Linked DNA regions of Homo sapiens: region 2 is linked to region 1. Evidence: read pairs that join two places in POLR2A ChIA-PET (ENCODE). Cell type or tissue: PC-9. All regions are shown on one strand. Links, peaks and the distances in the headings refer to the core of each region. The heading gives the core; the rest is flanking DNA.

Region 1 (8,388 bases), core at 3,487-5,986:
ATACGGTGGCTCACACCCGTAATCACAGCATTTTGGGAGGCCGAGGCAGGTGGATCACCTGAGGTCAGAGTTCGAGACCAGCCTGGCCAACATGATGAAACCCCGTCTCTACTAAAAATACAAAAATTAGCCGGGCGTGGTGGCACGCGCCTGTAATCCCAGTTACTAGGGAGGCTGAGACAGGAGAATTGCTTGAACCCAGGAGGTGGAGGTTGCAGTGAGCCCCAGCCTGGGTGACAATAGCGAAACTCTGTCTCAAAAAAAATAAAAAATAAAAAAGCTTGGCAGGAAGATTTCTGGCTCTGGGTTGTATCCTCCAGCTTTCCCAAGAGCTCCCTCCTTGGGTTCACCCTTCTGCATCAGTGTTACCTTTCTCTTCCAGATCATTCCCATGGTAATGGGTTGGATGATGGCCCCCTGCAAAACGTATGTCCATATTTTAATTCCCAGAACCTCTGACTATTCCCTTATATGGCCAAAACAAAAAACAACCAACCAAAACCCCACAAATACTGCTTTCTGTGGATCTTGAGAGAAGGAGCTTATTTGGATTATCTGGGCGGCCTCTTAATGCATTTGCACTCTTAGAAGATAAATCTGCAGAGAAGGCCGTTTGAAGGTGGAGGCCACAGCCAAGGAATGAAGGATGGCCACCAGAAGCTGGAAGAGGCAACAGATCCTCCTTTGGAACCTCTGGCAGGAGCGTGGCCCACACCTGGAAGTCAGCCTTCTCGCCCTGCTTGTTTTAAGCCACTAGGTTTGTGGGGCTTTGTCAGAGCAGCACCAGGAAGCCACCCATCAGTACACGAATATACCCCTAGATCAACGCCCCTTCACTTCCTCATCCACTCCTTTGCCTCCCCCCTGGCAAACTCTGCCACTTGTTACCAGGATGCCACTGAATTCTCCTGTCAGGTCACCCATGCGCCATCCCTCTTTTGGCAGAATCGAGCAGTCACTTCCCGGACCTCGTTGAACATGTTCTCTCAGCAGCTCCTGGTGGGCACTGTGGGCCCCCAGCTGGACTCCTGCTCCCCTGTAACCACTCCACACAGCAGCCAGACGGGATGACTTAAAACCTAAGCCACATCATACCGTTCCCCTGCTTACCACGCTGCAGAGACACAGAGAGTGAAATCCCTATGCCCTACCCTAGCCTGAGGCTGTGCATGGTCGGCCTTCACCCCCCAATTCTCACTCACCACGGCCAAGTTATATTCCCACCCATGGTCTTTGCACCCCCGTTCCTCACTTCACCCACCTGGAGAGGCTTCTCAGCCACTGCATTGGTTTACCGCCATCTCTAGTTATCCCATTAAACCATGTCCTTACTCAGAGTCTCTCTGCGCCCAGTGTGCTAGCCTTGTGGGCAGGGGCCTTACACCCCAGGATGCAGCGCGATGCCGGCACAGGCTAGGAAAGCACATTGTGGATGAATGCATGAGTGACTGGGTGAAAAGGGCACATGTCAGGCTACGTCATGCCCGGGGAACAGCTGGACAGGTGGGAAGGGAGGGTCCGAGACAGCAGGTGTACAGTGAGGGCCCAAGGGCTCTGTGAAACGCCAGAAGAGGAGCTGCCCCCACAAGTTCTAATGATCGGAAGACAGGAAAACCGTCTTCTGAAAACATCTCTCATGGGCCTAAGGGACAAAAGGGTGGAGAGGAGTGCAGAGGTGTCCGGGGACTGCCAGGCAGCCAGCAGGGGCTGTGGGCCAGAGGCCCAGGCTGAGGCCAGGGGCTGCAGACACGCGGGACGTGGCCCATGGGCCCTGGCTCCTGGTCCCATGCACAGGCCAGGAGCCACCCTGTTACCTGCATCAGGGCATCACCCAAGCCTGAGTGTTACTTTGCTGTCATTTGTCCTCCATTGTTAGCACACAGTCCTCCCAACTCCACTTCCCAGGCCATGTAGCAACCTTAAAACCAGCAGGTGCTGTTTATAATCCTGCTGGGGCCTCCAGCTGACATAAGGGGCTGGTTCCTGGCATGTTGATTCCAGAGGACACACACATGGCTAGGCAGGGGCCAAGGTCTGATTTGGTCAGTGAGGTCCTCAAATGTGTCTTGGAACCAGGTCAGAACTGGGGTAATTCAATCCAGAGGATACCTGAAGGCCCTCTCCCTTCGGGGAGGGTAGAGTCAGCCTGACCTGGCTGGTCATCAGGAGCACATGGGAACTGGAGGGCAGGGGAGATGGAGGTGGACTTGGTGTGCGTGGGGGTGCTGTGGACAGGTTCCCTCTGAAGGAGGCCGGGAAGGAGGGCCCGCTCAAGCCACCCTGGGCCCTGCCCTGAGACCGGAGCCTGGAGCTGCTCCCAGAGGGCAGAGGCCTCCTCTGCAGACCAGGCACAGTCTGCAGCAGCTCTGCATGCCTGGAGGTGGCCTGGTGCCCTGGAGCAGCACAGCCAGGGAAACACCGCCTGGCCTCATGCTGTGGACATTCCCACTGAATTCTGAAAAGGACAGTGGCTGCCTTTGGTTGTCTGGAGAAGAGGGTAAATGAAAAAAAAGTCAACATTTTCCCACTACAGATCACCTGGCTCCTTTCTCGGTGACCACGTGCAGGGCAGGACCCAATCCCTGTATCTCACTCTTCTCATTTGTCAGTTTATTATCACAGCATGGGTGTACACTGCAGGGACAGATATGGGGAAGTGTCCTCAGCTATTCTGGACATAGAGATTTTCAGTCTTGTGAATGGCAGCCATTGTTCCCAAGCCGTTTCTGGGTGCCAGGCACCTTACATCCCTAATCTCCTTTGATCTTTGCGACCGCCCTATGGGAGCAGATGGAGTTATCTTCACCACCTCACAGATAAGAAGATGGAGGTGCAGAAAATTATGTTTAGCCCAGGGTCACACGGAAGCCGGGACTGAGGCAGCCTATCTTCCCAGGAGCCCTTAACCATCATGTGAGCAGCTGGAGGGAAGGACTGCACACCCCGAGGTCACCCCCAAACACCCCCTTGATGAGGGGTCCCTTCTAGTGGTGGATGAATAAGGACACTGGCAAATTGTGATTAGATTCCTTTAATTATTACCTGGACAAAGAAGACTCCAGCTAACCTGTCAAATGGACGAGTGAGGAAAGAAGCTAAGCCCTGGCCAATGTGAATGGAATCTCACAGCATTTGCCTGACAGCTGTGAGGCTTTGTGGATCTCCTCCCACCTGCACCTTCCTCGGATTGGGGAACTGAGGCCCAACCTTTCCTTTTGCCTCAGATTTATTAGTGACTCCAGAATTAGGCTTTAGCCATGGTTATTCTCTCCTAAATTATTAACTCGATAGGCTCTTGGACTCCGAGGCTAACCAGCTGGAGACAGCGCCACGGGCAGCGGGAACTCAATGGCAAATAGCAAATGTATCTTCTTGGACAGAATTAAAGTGGAGAACAGCCTGTCCCAGGCACGGGCGGGCAGGCTTCCACTCAGTCTAGGCTGAGGGGCAGGGCTTTTTCTGGAGGGTGGAGGGTTGAGTGGTGTGGTAGGTGGGAGGAAAGTGCCTGCAGAGCTGGGAGTGCAGGGTGCGCAGGAGCAGGGGGACTCCTGAGCTGGCCTGGCACCTTGGGTGCTTCGCACCCGTGAGTGGGCATGGGATTTGGGCTGTGGTGGGGGACGGGCCAGGGAGCAGGCAGCTCGAGGAGGGCCTTGAGCTTGCTGAGGGTTTTGGATTTTGTCCTGAAGGTGCTGGTGAGTCCATGAATGAGTCGCATTTATTATCTTCTATTTTTTTGAGTTAGAAATCAACCAGTGGGCATAGAAGTAAACAGTCAAAAGTACAAAAAGGCCCAAAAGGGAAAGCAAGAGACCCCCACCAGTCCCTCTGCCGGGGGCAGCCCCCAGCCTGTTTCTCTTGGCATTTGCCCCGAGGGGCGCTCTGGGCTGAGCCCTGGTTTTGTGCTGCCATCTTGAAGCAGAATCTGTTGACTCCCCACTGTGAACCGCCAGGCCCGTGGCTCATGCCAGCCTTCTCCCCTATGCCCCACTTGAATTTCTGTTATGTTTTGATTTTTTTCCTGTGGACATTTCGGCCTGTGTTTCTGTCAAGTGGTGATTATATTTGCTGACTGTCAAGAAAAACAAGGAAGAACGTGTCCCCCATTCCTTTCCCAGGTCTGCTCCTGGTTTCTGTGAGCCGCGCTGTTACTGTGAGCGCGCTGCCTCTCAGGAAGTCTTCCTTGTGAAAGGTAACTCGTGCTGCTGGAAAGAAGCTGACACTGCACAGGGGGAAGCTGTAGAGTTGTCCCCTGTCTTGGATCTCTGCTTTCCTACTTTGCCTGTCAGAGGCAGCCACTATTTCTCATGGCTTCCTCTGCACAGATGGTGTATTGAACACATTTGCATTATACCATGACTTTTATGCTGTTAAGGTTTATACCATTTACATTTTTTTTTTTTTGAGACAGAGTCTCGCTCTGTCGCCCAAGCTGGAGTGCAGTGGTGCAATCTCACCTCACTGCAACCTCCGATTCCCAGATTCAAGCAATTCTCCTGCCTCAGCCTCCCGAGTAGCTGGGATTACAGGCACGTGCCACCACGCCTGGCTAACTTTTGTATTTTTAGTAGAGACGGGGTTTCACCATATTGGCCAGGCTGGTCTCGAACTCCTGACCTCAGGTGATCCACCTGCCTCGGTCTCCCAAAGTGTTGGGATTACAGGTGTGACCCACTGCGCCTGGCCAGGATCCTATTTTTAGATGCCATCCATTACTCAGACATTACTCAAAATTATGTCACATTTTAGCCTGCTTCAGGTTTACCATCTGGAAATTAGAAAGTTAAAGTAGGAAGCATGCCTTCCCACATCCTCGTGATCACCCAGCTTCTTAATCACCCTCATGCTGAGCCTCCTCACCCCTTTGCTATGTGTGCCACACAGCCGCTAGGGCTTCCTTTACTGTGCCCTTGGAGTGGTTCCAGCATTTCCTGCATTCCATGTTCTCTTTCCTCTTTCTAGGATTTCATATTTGTTAGACACGAGGATAAACTTTCTGGGTTCTTATATGTCAAAAATGTTTTTTTGGCCTGGTGCAATGGCTCGCACCTGTAATCCCAGCCCTTTGGGAGGCTGAGGCAGGAGGATCGCTTGAGCCCAGGAGGTTGAGGCTGCAGTGAGCTGCATTCACACCACTGCACTCCATCCTGGGCAACAGAGTGAGACCCTGTCTCAAAAAAAATTTTTTATTTCTCACATATGATTGGTTGGTTGATAGATTGTGGTTCGGAAGTGTTTTCCCTCAGATGTCTGAAGGGGTTGCTGTAACACCCAGTGTTGCTCACAAAGTCTGGTGTGTAATGATTCTTACTTGTAACTTGTATCTCTCCTCTGGGAACCTTTGGGATCATTTGTTTTTCCTTGGTGTTCTGAAATTTTGTGAGACTGGGTCTAAATGGTAACTCTTACTTTTTTTTTTCATTGAGGATGGCACTAGTAGGTAGGTGAACCTTGCCAATTTGAAGACTTAGGTCTGTCTTCAGCTCTGAAATTTTCAAAGAATACAGTTGACCCTTGAACAACTTGGGTTTGAACTGTGTGGGTTCACTTAAAATGGATTTTTTTTCAACCAAACACAGATTGAAAATACAGTATTTGCGGGTTGTGAACCCGAGTACACAGAGGGCCAACTTTTCCTGTAGTGGGGCTCTTGGGGCCAACTTCAGGATTTGATTACATACGGATTTTGGAGTACTTGGGTGCCCTGGGACAAATCCCCTGTGTATACCAAGTGAAAACTGTATTTTCTTAATTAATTCCTTATCTCCATTTCCTCTGTTCTTTTCTCTGGGATTCTTTTTTTGTTTTTTTTGTTTTTTTTTTTCGAGACAGAGTCTCGCTTGTTGGCCAGGCTGCAGTGCAGTGGCACGATCTGGGCTCACTGGCTCACTGCAACCTCCATCTCCCGGGCTCAGGCAATTCTCCTGCCTCACCCTCCCGAGTAGCTGGGACTACAGGCATGTACCACCAAGTCCGGCTGTATTTTGTATTTTTTAGTAGAGACGGGGTTTCACCATGTTGGCCAGGCTGGTCTTGAACTCCTGACCTCAAGTGATCCACTCACCTTGGCCTCCCAAAGTTGTGGGACCACAGGCGTGAGCCACCACACCTGGCCGCCTCTGGGATTCTTTTTTTTTTTTTTTTGAGATGGAATCTTGTTCTGTCACCCAGGCTGGAGTGCAGTGGCACAATCTTGGCTCACTGCAACTTTCACCTCCCGGGTTCAAGTGATTCTCCTGCCTCAGCCTCTCGAGTAGCTAGGATTACAGGCGTGCACCACCACACGTGGCTAATTTTTTGTATTTTTGGTAGAGATGGGGTTTCACCATATTGGCCAGGCTGGTGTCGAACTCCTGACCTCAAGCGATCTGCCTGCCTCGGCCTCCATAAATGCTGGGATTACAGGCGTGAGCCACGCCTCTGGGATTCTTAATAGGCAGATGGGGACGTCCCCTCCTTTCCTGATCACTGTTCTCTGACAGTTCCCAGTGCTTTCTCATTCTTTGTAAGAGTTTCTTCGCTTTTTTTCCTTTGTTCTTCTATTTTTCAATACAATTTTAGCATTCATATGTTTACTTTTGATGAAGACTAAGGGATTTTAAATTGACTTTGAAAAACATTTTTTAGATTCACATGGTTGAGATTCCTCGTGTGGCAGAGTGTACATAACCTAAACTCTTCCCCTCCCCCACCCGTTATCACTAGGTCTCTAGCCACAGCTTGGGGAGAGTGTGGGAGGGGGAGGGGATCAATGCCACAGCTCCCAAAGCTTGCCCACAGGCTGTCTTCCTCTTGACATCTGTTCTTTTCTTAATCCCATTCTGATCCCTGCTGTTTGCTAGACTGGAGCCTCTCATCCTGGCCATCCATGTTTCCAATTTAGGGTTCCATGGTTCATGCTGATGATCCTGTCCACCTTCTGTTTTTAGAAACTCATAAAAATCTCCGGTTTGCTGATATCATCCTCTACTTCTTTTTTTAGGATGATTATGTGTGTCTTTTTTTTTTTTTTTTTTTTTTTTGAGACAGTTTTGCTCTTACTGCCCAGGCTGGAGTGCAATGGTGCAGTCTTGGCTCACTGCAACCTCTGCCTCCTGGGTTCAAGCGATTCTCTTGCCTCAGCCTCCCAAGTAGCTGAGATTACGGGCACATGCCACCAACGATGCCCAGCTGATTTTTGTGTTTTTAGTAGAGACGGGGTTTCACCATGCTGGTCAGGCTGGTCTCAAACTCCTGACCTCAGGTGTTCTACTCGCCTCGGCCTCCCAAAGTACTGGGATTACAGGCATGAGCCACCGCACCCGGCCTGTGTGTCTTTACTGTCATTAAAATGTGATTTTGTGAGGAGTGATAATTAGGTGGAACTTGGAATGCCAAGGTACAATTTTAATCTGGAGTTTGATATGGTCAGGTTTGCATTGTAAAAGTCACTGGTGGACAGCTGAAGGAAGGAATGGACGGGACAAGATGATATAGGGTAGCCACTTGGCATCCAGATGAGAAGGAAAAAAGCATGACCAGGGCAGAGGCCATGGAGATGGCAGCAGACTCTACAGATATTGGAGACTCGTAGAACCACAATTTCTGCACCAGAGAAGGCTGATGTTTGATGCCAGCCATGGAGTTCAGCAGTCTGGAGCAGAGGAGCCACAGGTAAAATCATATAGGAAAGAGTCCTGAGAACCACAGATGGGCCCTGGAGCCACAATCAGTGAGTGACACCTAGAAATGTGGGTAGTTAGGGCCAGGCTGAGTGGAATTGATGTGCGTGAGATCTGCCATTGTGGAGCAGTAATGAGTCAGCATGAGTGACTGGCAAGCAGATCTGATCGATAGCACATAGTCGTGTGCTTCTGGCTGGAAGACAGGGCACACGGGACAGGTTCAAGAGGACTTGGTGACTCAGTTGGATGTGGACATGAAGGAGAAGAAGACTCCAGGATGACTCCCAGATTTCCGGTCGCCTGGGTGATGCCATCCTGAAGATGGGGGCTTTGGGAAGGTGTTGCCTAGGTTGTGTTTAAGGTGCCTGCAGGTTGAGAGACGCAGTAGTGGTCGAGTCTTGGGGAGTCTGGGGCTGCTAGTTCTTCCACCTGGCTCTGGACCCAACTCCTGCTTTATGGGAGCCCTGGACCGTTCATTATTCCTGCACAGCAGCCTCTTCCCTTCCCCATTTAAATGTGTTCAAACTCCTCCCACCCGTCTCCGCCCAACCTTCTTTGGTGTGCCACCTGTTTTGCGCCAGTCCCGCCACCTGCAGACTTCCCAAAGCAGCTTTCTGTCTATGACATCCTGATTTCCACTGCTGATTTTAGCACCACTGCTGAGTGTTTTTTTTTGTTTGTTTGTTTTGTTTTTTAAACATAGAGAACTACAAAGCTTTATTGAACG
Region 2 (6,341 bases), core at 3,049-5,548, 1.1 Mb after region 1:
CCTCGGCCTCCACTGATGCCTGAACTGGGAGGCTCCTCATCATGGGTTCCCTTCCCACTGGGCAATGGTAAAAACCCTGACCCTCCTCTGGGCGCCCTCTGACACACCCTAGCATGGAGCAAGAAGGGTCCTCGTTGCTGTTGGTGGGATGTAAGGCCCTTGTGTCTTCTGACACCACCCTGGCCGGGGTGTGGGGCACCTCACAAGGGTGGAAGTCCAACCTTTGCTCACTTGGGGGTGGGGTGCTGCCTTTCCTGTGACTTTTGGCCAGAGTAAGGCGGTTCTTGTCTAAGAGTTTTCTGTCTTGTTGGGCTGCTCCTTTCTGGTTCTTCAGCTATGGAAAGTAGCTTTTTGTTGTTGTTTTTTTTGGTTGTGTGCCCATTGGCGTTTTCAGGTTGCCAGTTTCTCCAGTACCCACTCTGGGATAGTGAGACAAAAAGAAAGCCTGGGAGAGTCACCACGGTGTCCTTCCTTGGATCCTGGGTCCCTGGCCCACTTACCTTTTTTTCTCCACCTTTCAGAGTCTTCTCATGTTTGTCTTATACATGATGGCCCCAGGTTTTTGGTTGTACTTAGCAGGAGAAATCTACATCTGCCCCATCGTCCAGGAAGCAGAAGTTTCAAGGCACTGTTTTTGAAAGAGCTTCAGGTTGAAGGCACACCCAGACCACCAGCAGCCTCTTCCTAGAGGCCAGCCAGAAGTGGAGCCTCCGACTTGTGTGGGTCATGAGTGAAGGCCGAGTTTAATTGGAGAGGAGGTAGCTCGGGGGAGTCTCTCATGTGGTCACTTTTATATGGGATCCGGAGCCACATGCATCCTCTGGGAGGACCTGCATAGAAAGGGGCCCTGTGTGCAGGGCTGCTTGAAACAGGACTCGGGCCCCATCCTTTGGGTCCTTACAGCCCAGCTCAGATCCCCCATGTCAACAACAGATACCTGCTTCTCCTGCCTCCCTCCAAAATGCCCAGCAGCTCAACCAGAAAACAGCAAAGCTAAGCCTACCCACGCAGCATTTCCAGAGCACACTCCCTCCTGCCTGCTGCCTTTTGGGCTGTCTGTTTTAGTGTCCCAGTTTCAGATTATTATAGGACCGTCTGGAAGAGAATACTTTAGGGCCTTTTAGAGGTGCTGCCCCAGGACCAGGTGGGCGTGCGTGGGAGCCTCTGCCCGTGGGCATTGCTGCACTTAAAGACACTGTGGTCTGCTGTGCGGGGGAGGATGCAGCAGTTTTAGATAGTCTGAGACATAGAGAAGCAGCAGCTCTTCCTGGGAGGCCTTTCCCACGCCTTGGGGATGAGGACAGGTTGTCTGAGTCAGGACCTAGGTTATGTAAGGAGAAGGTAACTCAGAGAGGGCACCACCCACCCACTGCTGGCCTAGGCCGGTGGGCACTCACCTCCACTCCCTCTGCACACCTGCCTCAGGATCAAGGACACAGCCAGGGCTAGGCAGACCCCATCCCTGCCTTCCTGGAGCGAAGGTTCTGGGGTGGGGGTGGGGGGCAAGACATGTCATAGCAATGTAATTACGTACATAATGAAATGGTAGGTAGAAATTAGTTCTGTGATGTGCAGTGACGGTAATGGCAGAAGTGAGTTGTTAGAGACTGAGGGGGAGGGTCAGGACTGTCCCCTTGAGGAAGGGACATTTCGGGGAAGCCCTGAGGGATGGTAGAGAGGGCCAGGTTTTGGGGAGCTGAGGAGGCTGGGGGAGGCTGCGCAGCCCACGTGGCTGGCTGTGAGAGGCAAGAGTGGTGGTGATATAGCTGGCCAGTTCCTGTCCCTGGCTCCCTGGACTTGAGGAGTGAGTTCTCAGTAATTACAGATGGCTCCTCATGGCCCCATGGCGCCATCATTCCTGCCTCTGCACCTGTGCATCAGCTGCGCCCCTGCCCAGAGAGTCCTCTCCACCCCAGGCCTCCCCCTGTTATCTATGGGGTCCTTACCTTCAGGGCTTTTTTTTAATAGCTTTATTAAGATAAAATTCACACGTCATACGTTTAACCCATTTAAATGATACAATTCTATGATTTTTAGGATATTCCAACTGATGTGCAGCCATCATCACAGTCACTTTTAGAACATTACATCATCGCCAAAAGAAACCCTGCACCTCTTGGCTGTCACCAACCCCTTCCGCCGTCCCAGCCCCAGGCAGCCACTCCTCTGCTCTCTATCACTCTGGAATTGCTTTGATGAACGCTGGGTGGGGTGTCACCTGCATCCCAGCCTGCTCCTCCACCCAGAGGCCCTACATCTCGCTCTCTGCTCTGTGTCTGCGCCGCCCGCCCACCTGCATCAGTCCCCTCTGTGGTGATCCATATCAGGAAGTCACAGCCAAGCAAAGTGGCTGCTGCAGGCTCCCTGGTATACAGCACCCAGGGCCATGCACACGGGGTTCCTGAGCAGAGGTTTGCTGACGATGCCTGGGTTGAGACCAGGGCTCGGGTTCTGAGGGAACAGATGCTGATCCCTTGGCTCCCCACAGTTCCTCCTGGAGAAAGGTCAGGTAAATGTAGCTGATTATGTGATGACACCCCAAGCCCTGCCTCCAGAGGCCAGGGTGGTGGCGCATAGTCAAGATGGAGATAGAGGAATGGCTTGGCAGGCTAGCCTCTGGCCTCACAGGTGGGCACTTGTGGCCGGTGAGAGGCCGAGCTGGGAGTCACAGAGTCCAGATACACACAGGGAGTTGTCCAGCTCCGGCTTTCCCATGCAAGGCCTCTGGGTGGGGTCTGCTTAGGATGTGCACTCCTGGGTGGGGTGTGGAGAGGCCGAGCGTGTGTGCCCACCTTGAGGTTTGCTGGGCACAGCTGGAGTTCGTAGAGAGCACAGACCTCTCCTCGCCTTTGCTTCTGCCTTCCCAGGTGGGATTTCCACCACATACTCCTTGGCCCTCCTGGACTATGTCTGCAGCCAACACCCACTCCCCTGTTGCAGCAAAGCAAGCCTCTCCTGTCCTTGCAGCTTTCCCCCGACCCCAGGCACACAGCTCCACTTGCACCATTCATGGGGAAAGCCAGTGCTCCTGGGGACCTTGAGGACCCTGCAGGCGGAAGCCAAGTAAAGGGGGGTTCTTGGTTCAGCCTGGAGGCTGTGTGGCCTCTGGCACGTGGCCTGCCCTCTCTGAGTCACGGTCTGCAGCTACCAAATGAGGTAGTGTGGTGGGGCCTCCTAGTTTGGAGAGCACTGAATAAAAAGCACATCAGGAGGACCCATGAGGGGTCCTGTGTGTGTAAGCAGCAGTCAGAGAACTTGGGTTTTAATTTGTGTTACCGCCCTCCGAAAGGCACTGGATAAATGGGACTGGTTGTACCTTTTCCAATGCATTCTCGCCAGCTGGGTGTGGCTGAGGAAGGAGATTGAGCCAGAGTGTCTGTCTAGATTCCCCTTGTTGAGCTCCTCCCGTGGTCTGGGGAGTGGGGACTCTGTGGCTGGTAAAATATAGCAGTGCCTCACATTTGTTGAGACCTCACAGGCCAGACACTGTGCTCAGTGTTCTTTGTGCAGCTTTTTAAGTTGAGCTATAATTCACATATCTTAAGATTCACTCTCTTAAAGTATACAGTTTGGTGAGTTTTAGCATATTTACAATGTTGTGCAACCATCTCCACTGTCTAATTCTAGAATATTTTAGTCACCCACGAAAGAAACCCCATACCTGTTAGCTGTCTCTCCTTATTTCCTTTCCTCCAGTCCCTGGCGACCACTAATCTGCTTTCTGTGCTGTGGATTTGCCTATTCTGGACCATTTGCATAAGTGGAATTCTGTAATATGTGGGCTTTTGTGCCTGGCTTCTTTGACTTAGCATCATGTTTTCGGGGTTCCTCGGTGTTGTGGTGTATGTTAGTGCTTCATTCCTTTTTCTGGCTGAATAATGTTCCCTTGTGTGGACCCATCACACTTTGTTCATCTATTCATCTGTCCATGGATATTTGGGCTGTTACCACCTTTTGGCAGGTGTGAATAATACTGCTATGAACATTCATGTGCAGGTATTTATTTGAGCCCCTGTTTTCCGTTTTCTTGGGTGTGTATACATAGGGGTGAAATTGCTGGGCCCTAGGGTAACTCTGCCTTTAACTTTCTGAGGAACTGCCAGACTTTTCCAAGGTGGCAGCACCGTTTTACATCCCTGTGCTGGGTTTTACTGATTGCATTATCTCATCAGTCCTCACATCAGAGTCATGAGGTTTAGGTAGAATTGTCATCACTCTCACTTTTCAAATGGGAGAGTTTGAACTCAAAGAGTTTCTGCACGCAGTCACACAGCCAGTCAGTTGATGATTCTTTGGCCAGAGCTGGCTTTGATCACGAAAGCAGTCTCTTCTCCAGGCCCTGTTTTGTATCTTCAGGATGAAGCTTTTTGACTGTGTTGTTCATGTCCTATTTCCTGGCGCCTGGCACACACTGACACTCACATATTTGTTGAATAACATGTCATTTTTTCCTGATCTTGGTGGCTTGATCAGTAACTTGCAGGAGACAGCATGTCTTAGGGGATCCTGTACTCTCCAGGTTCTCACACTCCTGCCAGGGCCTGTATGCTCTCCACCCCGGATGCTGCAGAATCCCCGCCAGCCTCTGACTCTCAAGCAGCTGCAGACGCACCGCAGTGGAAATAGGTGTCATGACCTCTGCAGAGCAGAGGCAACATCTGTTTCCAGCGAGTGCTTGCTGTTAACTTGACCTGTTCTCTCTTCTGGGTTGAAGGCTGCTGGTGACCTGCCCTCTTTTTTCTCCTCTAGGCAAAACCCATTTATGGCGGTTGGCTGCTCCTGGCTCCAGATGGGACCGACTTTGACAACCCAGTGCACCGGTCTCGGGTAAGGGCATCAGAGCCAACTCTCAGGGAGGAACCAGAGAAGGGACCCATCTAAGGGTGAACTGGCAGAGTGGAAGAGGGAGATGGAGAGTTGAACAGTGGATCCTGGGATAGCAGGACCAGCAGGGCTCCCCCATTTGGTGCACTTGTACGTTGTACAGAAAAGGTCTCAATTATACATAGTTGTGTGTAGTGCTCCCTTCAGAATGAGGAGCTCTCATGTGGGTGTTGCCTGTTTTGTGGGTCAGGTTGACTCTAGGAACAGTAAAATGGAAGAGGCAAAAGAGCAGTTAAAGGTTTGCATTATACCGAGCAGCTCCCAATTCCTTCCATGCCAAGGCCTGCCCCTGTAGCACCTCCCTTCTTCCTGAGCCAGGGGTTCAGCACACTAGCACTAGTGAAGGGTTGGGGGCCCAGAGGCCTTGGCTTACCTCTTACTAAAATGTGCATTGCCCAGGGCAGGGCCCCGCTAGAGCTGGGACCATCATTGGCCTGACCTGTGGTTTGTTTCTCTGCCAGGAAGCCCCTCTGGATTTGACTCCGGTTACAAAACTCTCCTTCCTCACAAACTTTCTTACAGTGCTGCCGCTTGCACCCTATAAATTGCTTCCACTCAGCCCCCTCCATCCCCGGGAGCTCCCTTTCCTCTTCTTCTTAGTTTCTGCTGCTCATCCTTTCCCCACCCTGAATATTACACTTTGGAGTAGGGGCCTTGGGCTGTGTATTCTGGTCCCACAGGCCTTGCATTGTGTCTCTGTTCTTTGGGATTGCTTCTAGAATGGGTTTTGATTTCAGAGGCTGCACATAAGGCCCTTGGAAATGTTCCTGGGAAACATGTTCAGGTGGCCTCCTCTACACACCCAGCATAGACCAGCCCTCTACAAGGCCTCTTTGCAAGGCCCTTTGAGTCCCTGTTCATGCCACCCAGACAGGAGAACTCAGGCATCACTGGTCCAGCTGGGCTGCAGTTTCCAGGGAGTAGTTCCCTTTCCTATTTTATATCAAGGTTGTACAAAATTGCCATTTCCAGCCTCTGACAGGAGTCTTTTTATAAATGATAACCCTGGCCCAAAGCAGAGAGATGTGCTTTTATAGTCAGTTCACGTGGCCTCACTGCCAGTTAAACTCTGAGTATTGTTGGGCTCTTTGCTTTTTTTTTTTTTTTTTTTTTTTGAAACAGAGTCTTGCTCTGTCACCCAGGCTGGAGTGCAGTGGCATGATCTCGATTCAGTGCAGTCTTGACCTCCCAGGTTCATGTGATCCTCTTACCTCAGCCTCCTGAGTAGCTGGGGCTACAGGCGTGCATCACCATGCCTAGCTAATTTTTGTATTTTTTGTAGAGACGGGGTTTCACCATGCTGCCCAGGCTGGATTGGGCTTGTTGAAATGTTGAAAATAGGTCATGGACCCTTGTGATGATTTGGGGCTGGGAGCTGTGCCTGTCATTCATGACCTGGGCCAGCAGACTCGCATTATGGACAAGTCCCTTCTCCCCACACAAAGGAAGACATACAC

What was found. Peaks named below come from ENCODE experiments on the same cell type or tissue, not always from the same donor. Only the 100,000 strongest peaks of a DNase experiment are listed, where the experiment ranks them.
Region 2: POLR2A ChIA-PET joins it to region 1 with 5 read pairs; 1 of 35 experiments calls an interaction of 5 or more read pairs at or near these places.

The regions. Positions count from the first base shown.
Region 1 is chr17:15,949,596-15,957,983 of GRCh38, forward strand. The region is part of intron 1 of ADORA2B (adenosine A2b receptor); the gene reads left to right. Among named protein-coding and RNA genes, the nearest start is that of ADORA2B, 8.7 kb to the left of the region's middle. RefSeq lists an enhancer at 1,244-2,041. In PC-9, for the core only: no CTCF peak of the experiment used is centred there; a DNase peak (open chromatin) is centred at 4,836; H3K27ac peaks cover 2,500 bases.
Region 2 is chr17:17,070,961-17,077,301 of GRCh38, forward strand. It overlaps MPRIP (myosin phosphatase Rho interacting protein), which reads left to right. Exons shown (of 24, transcript NM_001364716.4): 2 at 4,750-4,827. Among named protein-coding and RNA genes, the nearest start is that of MPRIP, 32 kb to the left of the region's middle. RefSeq lists enhancers at 1,194-1,719, 1,720-2,246. In PC-9, for the core only: no CTCF peak of the experiment used is centred there; no DNase peak of the experiment used is centred there; H3K27ac peaks cover 2,336 bases.